Linked DNA regions of Mus musculus: all the other regions are linked to region 1. Evidence: chromatin loops called from intact Hi-C (ENCODE). Cell type or tissue: left cerebral cortex. All regions are shown on one strand.

Region 1 (2,500 bases):
TAAACTCCTTCATCCCTATGCTTCTTTGGACTATGGTGTTTTATCAAAGCAACTCTTTCTCTCCTAAGTCGCTTTGTTGTTTTTTGTTTGTTTGTTCTGTTTTTTTTTTTTTTTAATCACAGCAACAGAAACAAAACTAGGTGAGGGACTGGGGCAGTGAGGCCACTTAGACCCTTGTGTTCAAGGCCACTAAGGCTCTAGATTGGAGAGGGACATGAGGACGACAGAGGGTTCTTGGATGCAGATGCCAGCTTCCTGGGAGGGTGGGCTCTGGGGAAGGTTGGAAGGTGCCCTAGCTATGGGCTAGACCTGGGCATGCCTGGTCACTATCTTGGCCCAGGGAACCTCAACCAACTCTGGCATATCTGAGTGATAAGGACAGGAGTGGGCTGCTGGTTTAAGCCCCAACAAGGTAAGGTATTCAGCTCGAGCTTTGCCTGCCCTTTTCTAGACATTCTTTTTTGTTCCACGTGTTTGTTTCAGGTGCTGCTTGGCACTGAGTTCCACACCGGTTTCCCTGGAGACGCTCACCAAGATGTTGCTGTCTTTTGGCAGGGATGGCTTTCTCCTGGCTCCCTCTTCCCAGTGAGCAGTGTGCTGAGGGGGTTTGTTCAGTAGCATCTGGGTTGCTTCTTGATTGTGCAGATGACTTTCAGGTGGCACTGTGTAGACACCTCCTGTGTGTTGTTATGGTGCTCTGGACGCTCGCACCTACCCACCCCCTGGGAGAACATGCTCAGCACAGCTGGCTGAGGTGGAAAAGTCAGGTTTCCCCCTTTTTGTTTTGAGACTTGCACTATTAGAAACCAGCCAGGGGTCACTTTGATCAGCGATGCCCTGCTGAAACACACACAGCAAAACACACAAATAATTTCCTAATCTCACTCTTACTATTGGCCTTTAAGAAAACCAGATTGTCCAATAACCCTGGGAGAAGGGAGGACAACAGCCCTCTCCTGGAGGTGTTGAAGGTGACCTATTTCACTAGTGGTGGTGGGGGCCCCTATGTCTGCTGAGCCATCTCCTGGAGGAGTGGGCCCTCTGGTGTCCATATGAGGGATGGCAAGTGATCTTCTTTAGCCACTGCATGGCTATGAGCAGTCTGCCCCATTAGGAAGCACAGACGTAGCACTACTTCCTGCTCTGCTTCTTGCTCAAGTTCAGCCTTACATGAGGGGTTAGGTAGAGACTCAAAGCCCCCAGGAATATCTGAAGGCTTCTGTGGGTGTACCTCAGGTGGCTCACCAATGCTACCAAGCCACTAAGTTGTGTACACTCATGTGAGGCTGCTCTAGAGTTCCTTCCATATGTGTTATCCTCTTGGCATATTTGTTGGCTCACATCTGACCTGGAGCAGGCTGCAAGATGTCCATCACATGTGGACATTAGCACAGACAGAGTCTTGAGCCAGAGCTAGACCATGACACTCCCCTCATGGGCTCTTCAGCATTGAACCAGCACTTCTCTCGAGAAACAATGGGGTGATAAAGACAGCATTGCAACATCCTCTGAGCAGTGGCTCCAGGTGCTCAGTGAAGAGAGTTGCTAGGGTGCCATTCACTGATTCTGGGATTATCCAGGTAAGCCCCTCTTGGCTGGGAAGCCAGGTCTGCAGTTTCTCCACTACTGGTCCTTGGTGAGCCTGGGATCGGGGAAGGAGGACTGGAGAGTTACACTCTTGCCCTGGGGATCTCAGAGCTCTGAAACATCCCTTCTGTTGGCACAATTCCCCTTGGGGCTTGTCTCACTTGGATCTCTAAAGAGCATCCATTCCAGTTCTTCCATTTTACACCACCCCCCATCACAGGACTCACAGGCAAAGAGACACTGAGTGGTTCTGCTGCCTGGCAACAGCCACAGAGTCAAGTCTCAGACAAGAACAGCTAGCTCTTCAGGAGCCTTTCTTAAAAAATTTTATTTAATTAATTATTTATTTATTCATGTAATGTATATGAGTACACTGTAGCTGTCTTCAGACACACCAGAAGAGGGCGTCAGATCTTGTTACAGATGGTTGTGAGCCACCATGTGGTTGCTGGGATTTGTACTCCAGACCTTTGGAAGAGCAGTCGGGTGCTCTTACCCACTGAGCCATCTCACCAGCCCCATCTCTCCACCTGTAATAAGGAGCACGGAGTCCCAACACTGCCAGCTGGTCACATAGGCCATGTTGGCTGGTGGCACAAGTGTGAAGGCATAGATCTCCACCCCCATGAAGCCCTCCAATTGAACTTGTCTCTTTCTCTCTAATGTCAGGATTTTGGTCAACTGTCATGATGCTGGGCATTTATACTGACTGCACTTGGAAGTCTGAAGCAGGAAGATTAGGAGTTTGAGACCAGCTTGGCTATATGGCAAGACTCTGTATCAAAAACAAAACAATAAAACAAAACTAAGACCAAGTAAACAAAAGGCCAAGGGCCAGGGCTGGAGTGGTAGATCTGTGGTTAAGAGCCCTGGCTGCTCTTCCAGCAGACCTAGCTTCTAGTTCCAGAACCCA
Region 2 (2,500 bases), 110 kb before region 1:
TCCCATCTAGAGGCCACATCTGGACAGGAACGTTTTCACAGATGGGGCTTTAAACTCACATGCAGGCTGTGTCCTGGGGAAGAGGGCTCATGTGCCCTGTCCAGGAGTTCCTCCTGCTCACTTAGGCAGTAGCCAGCCCCATTTGGAGCAGACTGTGTCTGACAGCCACACTGCCTCCCCAGGGGAAGGCAGGATGTAATCAGGCTCTTTGTCAGAGGCTGCAAACTGCTCGTGCAGGAGGCTGACATCAGCATCGAGTCCTCCAGGGCTGAGTCCCATCTGGTGGGCCTTGTGCTGAGGCAGCAGTTACAGGATCCATGGGCTAGGAATGGACACAGGCTGCCACTCCTGATTTCCCATGGTGGCCAGTGTTAGGCTCCCAGCAGACAGGCAGCAGAGGCGCTCAGCTTAGGACTCCAGAGTGCCCAAAGTTGGTAGAGCTGCTGTGGCAGGCAATGCCAGGTTTAGGTCAGGACCAGGACCAACTGGGAGATCTGTGAACTCAGGACCCCAGAGAGGTGGTCTGGAGCTGAGTCCAGTCCTGAGCCTTTGCACCTCAACATGTTAGAGTCAGAAAAGGGGTATCAGTCCAGAGTCCCCGGCCTTTGGGTGCCAGGTGGCCCAGCCCCAGAGCTCACTAGCAACCTGACTCTACCTCTGAGCTCTGAGCGGATCCTCCTCTAGTCTGTTTCCTCCCAAGGCTTCCAGGAGGCAAAACCGTGGTCAGGATACTTAGGAAGACTTTTCAAACCTTAACACTCAGGGTTTCAGTTCCAACACTCCCACCGGCTACAGAAACATCTGTGGCCTTTAACACTGCCCCAGCCCCATCCCTGCACCTTTTATGGCGCTGAGCCCTCTGTGCTTATGACGGTGAAGACTAAGTGTTACACAGTGCACCAGTTTCACTCGTGTGCTTAGATGTAGAGTCTTTCATCTCTCCTTTTATTTGTTGGTTTTTTATTTTGGGCGGGGGCTTTGAACTCACAGAGATCTGATGCCTCTGCCTCTTGAGTGCTGGCGTGAAAGGTATGTGCCACCACACCTAGTCCCTTCCTGCCCCCAGGTGATTTTGACATCTTACCCTATCATTTTTAAAAATTATATATTTATTTTTATGCGTATGGAAGTTTTGATTGCATGTATGCATGTGTACAGAATGCCCAAGGGGACCAGCAGGGGGCATCAGCTCCTCGGGGACTGGAGTCACAGATGGTTGTGAGCTGCCTTGTGTTGTCTGGAATCAAGTCTGAGTCTCTGGAAGAGCAGCCCGTGCTCATCTTCTCTGCTGCTTCCTTACCACTGAGATGTTGCTTTGAGTCCAGGCTCCAGGGGCACAGAGGAGTGTTGGCCACCACGCTCTGACCTTTCTTTTGCTATAGGACTTCCATTGTGTTTCAGAGTCACCCCTGTGTATCCCCAGGGGCACATCTGGGTTGATGCCCGAGGGTGTAGCATATGCTGGGAGCTGAGCATGCAGCAAAGGAGGCAGGATCAGTGAAGGGAAATTTTCACAAGGGAAGAAAACATCTGTGTACTCAGGCTCCTTCTTGATTTGCTCCCTTTATTCTTGGCACCACAAACGGGATGACATTCGAGGGACCACATATGCAAGACACCCGTCTATCTGGAAAGTTTCTGAGCCCTTTCCCATGAGCCAAGACCCAGACTTTAAGAAGGAAATCCAGGCTCAGCATGAACTATGTTGTCTGTCTGTGGAACATATTGAGCCTAATGAGCAAGAATAGCAGGAACCCTCGTGAAATACTAATTCCAGGCACCACCCATAGGCCAGCCTGTCCTGTGGGCTGTCCTGTGGGTAGCTAGCCAAGCCTAGCTCTGGTGACTTGCCCCACCCTGGGTGACCACCTAACTTACGGCAATGCAGCTGCTGGTGGTCTGTTGGCCTCGTTTCCTGCTCTCAATGGTTGCTTCTGCCACAGTGTGTGCAGGTGGATAGTCACACCACCCGTGCACATGGAGTTGCTCAGTTATTCTTGTTTGGCATGGGGATCTTCCGCTTCCTTTTTTTGACTTGGCTAGACCAGAGCAGCGTTAACAGTCTGTGGTGTCACTGTGTCTTGCATCCAACCTGAGAGACAGAGCTTTTGGTCTCAGTCGTCAGCATGGTGGTCACTGTGTGCTTGCATGGATACTTCTCCCGGGATTTGCAGGGTTGTGTGTGCACACGTGTGACCATGATGGGTGCTGGGGACTGTCAGGTGTCCTTTCTGAGATGACGGTGGGGTTTGTCCGCCTGTTCCAGTTGCATGCCCATGGCTGTGATCTCTGCCCTTTATCTCATGCAGAATTGGGCTTCCGTTCCTTTGCAGCTTCTCTTCTGTTTCCAGAGGGTGGGATGCCTTTGTCTGGTTTGATCAGAGTAATGCTGGCTCCAGAAAATGAGTTGGGACGTGTTTCCCTCCTCTATTGGAGACCTGGTGCTGGTGGCTCTGTAGGCATTTGGTGGAGGGCTCCGCGGTGCCCTTACGGGGGCTTT
Region 3 (2,500 bases), 68 kb before region 1:
CGGTCGTCTTGCTTCTGGAGGCAAAAGCATGAACAACAGGTCAGAGGCAGCTCTTAGCTCTCTGCAGCTCCACTGTCTTTCCAGCTGCTCACATGATGAGCCCCTCAGACTAAAGTGGACTCCCCAGAGCTCTAGCCCCAGGCCTATAAGCTGAGCTCAGAGCCTCTGGTCCACTGTATGCTCATCTCTTTGAGTGACTCTCTCACTCAGCCACAGACACTCCTGGGCCTGAAGACAAGATTTTCACTCATCCCAGAGAAAGCCATAGCCATCATGGACCGATGGCCATTTTCCACCTCCCCAAACAGAACCTTCCCCGTTCTTCCTTATCCTCTCTACCCGCCCACATTGGGACTGTGCAAACACCCTGGAGTAGGAAGTAACTCTACCATACAACAGCCTGGTTCTGAGCCTGGAAAACTCAGGGCTCTCCTCATAATCCACAGCAAACCCCATCAGACCCCCAAAGGATGCCTCTTGTATTGATGAGGCTCTCTCTATGTGACCCCTCTTTATCTCTAAACCTGCACCATCCCCTTTACTCCCAGAGGCCCAAAGGGGTGGGCTCTGCTGGCAGTTCCATCTAGAGCACCCACACTTTCCCAAAAACACTTTGGGAACACACTGTATTTTGTTCTAAGCATTTGACAAATACCCACATATCTAACCCAGCAGATAAAATTCTTATCCGGATTCAGAGTCCAAGATCCAGGCGGCTAGGTGACTGTTTGCTCTATGTCAGCATCTGAAAGTGTTTGTCTTTTGTGGGACAGCTCAGGAGACACCTGAGAGTCCCTGTCTGCAGCATCACTCAGTACCAATTCAAACACCATCACTCTGGTGAGAGGAATGACAAGCGGGACCCAGGTGTCTGTGTCTGCTCACCAAGGACCATCCTCACTGAAAACTTAAATAGTCATTAAAACCAGAGAAGACCCCAGCGACTTAGCTTATTGCCCCCTCTCTTCACAGGCCTGTGCACAGGAGTAGGTGCGAGTGATTCAGGCAACTTAGTTGAATTCCGCTGACCTAGGGACTCAGGTCCATCAAGGAGCTGCTGGAGCCGGCAGGATAAGGCGCTCAATGCATCCAGCAACAAGGGGCTTCGCTAGGTAGCCCGGCCCACCTTCCCCGCCTCCAAGGACCTCTGCAACACCGCCGAGGTGGTCCACAGAGAAACGACTCAGAAGCCGGCCTTCGCCCGGTCGGGGCTACCGTGCACACACGCAGAGAGTACCTGATGGGTGCCGAGCACAGACGCCGGCGGAACGTGGCCGTAAGCAGGCTGACCGGCGGGCGGGCGACCGTTAACAATGCCCACTTGAGCCCGCCACTCCCGCGCCTAAAGGCGCCCGCCCCTCTGGTGCCGCTCTACCTTCCCCGGCCTCTCGGTGGTGCTGCCGCGCACCCTAAGCCCCGCCCACCGCTCGAAACCCACTCCAGTGCCGCTCTAGGACCCTTGCCGGGTTCTCGGTGGTACCGCCGCAAGCTCCGGAGCCCCGCCTGCTCGTTCACGCCCTTCTGGTGTCGCTCTAGGAGCAGCCGCCCGGCCTCTCTGTGATCCCGTGCTGCGGCCGTAGGCCCGCCTACCTCTCCCCGCCCCTTCGGGTCGGCTCTAGGAGACACTGCCCTCGCTCCTTGTGATGCTGTGGCTGCGGGCTCGAGCTTCGCTTGAGAGGATGCTAAGCAGGCGTCTGTGCCTGTGCAAGCTTCTGGGCTGCGGGCGGCGCCTTTCTCCCGGCGTGCGCCTCTTCTCAGGACTCCAAGCCTTCTTCTGCAGGCTTCGTGTTATTTCTCAGTCATCGGGTTTGCCATCTGTGGCACGCCGGGATGGCGGACCCAGTAGTGCACGGCCTGTAGCCCCCTGGAATCATCCGACCCCGCCCCTCCTTTCCGGCAAAGCCAGGGTCCCCTGCTCTGTCCTTAACGCGGGCCTTTACAGATATTTAAATCTAGTCACTTCTTGTGCTCTTTCGACTTTCTGGGTATATTCTCCACTATTATATTTGGTTAGGCTGGCTTAGAACTAGCAATCTCTTGCCTCGGTCGAGTCCTGGGACGATAGGTGTGGCCCACGGCGCTTGGAGAATGAAGTTATGAGAAACGAATCGAGAGCTGTTGTGTGCTTGGTGAAGTCTCCCTGGGGGCGCCATTTTACATGACTAGTACACAGTGTTAGTGCCTCCTGTGCTGCAGAAGCCTGTATCAAACCTCTAACAGACCCTTTCTTTAAGTGTCGTCTCCACCTCATCCGTTTAGATTCAACGCCAACATGCTAGATAAATGTAATTGTCCAGCGTGCAACTTGGCGGAGCTTGCCGATTATCATTCAGGCATCGCTGTCTAGATTCACAAGAGTGGCTGTGTATTGAATGGTGGTTCATTCAGCCTCCTGAACAGCTGCCTCTGCGCTGTGTGCATCACAGCTTTGGGATCCTTTGTCCACTGAAGGACGTGTTTACAAGGTTGTTGGGAAGCAGCGCCCCCCCCCCCGCCCTCC

Evidence for each region. A loop is a pair of places that touch in the nucleus more often than their neighbours do. Peaks named below come from ENCODE experiments on the same cell type or tissue, not always from the same donor. Only the 100,000 strongest peaks of a DNase experiment are listed, where the experiment ranks them.
Region 2: a loop joins it to region 1, with 3 times the contacts of the local background. A loop is called at or near these places in 28 of 42 quality-filtered maps.
Region 3: it touches region 1 in a loop (5-fold over the local background); 12 of 42 quality-filtered maps call a loop at or near these places.

What each region holds. Positions count from the first base shown.
Region 1 is chr15:75,547,603-75,550,102 of GRCm38, reverse strand. No RefSeq gene overlaps it. Among named protein-coding and RNA genes, the nearest start is that of Ly6h, 18 kb to the left of the region's middle. In left cerebral cortex, CTCF peaks have their summits at 1,047 (motif pointing left) and 1,972 (motif pointing right); DNase peaks (open chromatin) are centred at 570, 1,040 and 1,665; H3K27ac peaks cover 726 bases.
Region 2 is chr15:75,659,089-75,661,588 of GRCm38, reverse strand. The region is part of intron 12 of Top1mt (DNA topoisomerase 1, mitochondrial); the gene reads left to right. Among named protein-coding and RNA genes, the nearest start is that of Top1mt, 18 kb to the left of the region's middle. In left cerebral cortex, a CTCF peak has its summit at 1,178 (motif pointing right); DNase peaks (open chromatin) are centred at 245 and 1,206.
Region 3 is chr15:75,615,558-75,618,057 of GRCm38, reverse strand. Zfp41 (zinc finger protein 41) reads right to left here and starts at 1,374. Exons shown (of 3, transcript NM_001044718.2): 1 at 1,238-1,374; 2 at 1-14. In left cerebral cortex, a CTCF peak has its summit at 1,412; DNase peaks (open chromatin) are centred at 1,504, 2,172 and 2,447; H3K4me3 peaks cover 2,113 bases; H3K27ac peaks cover 1,388 bases.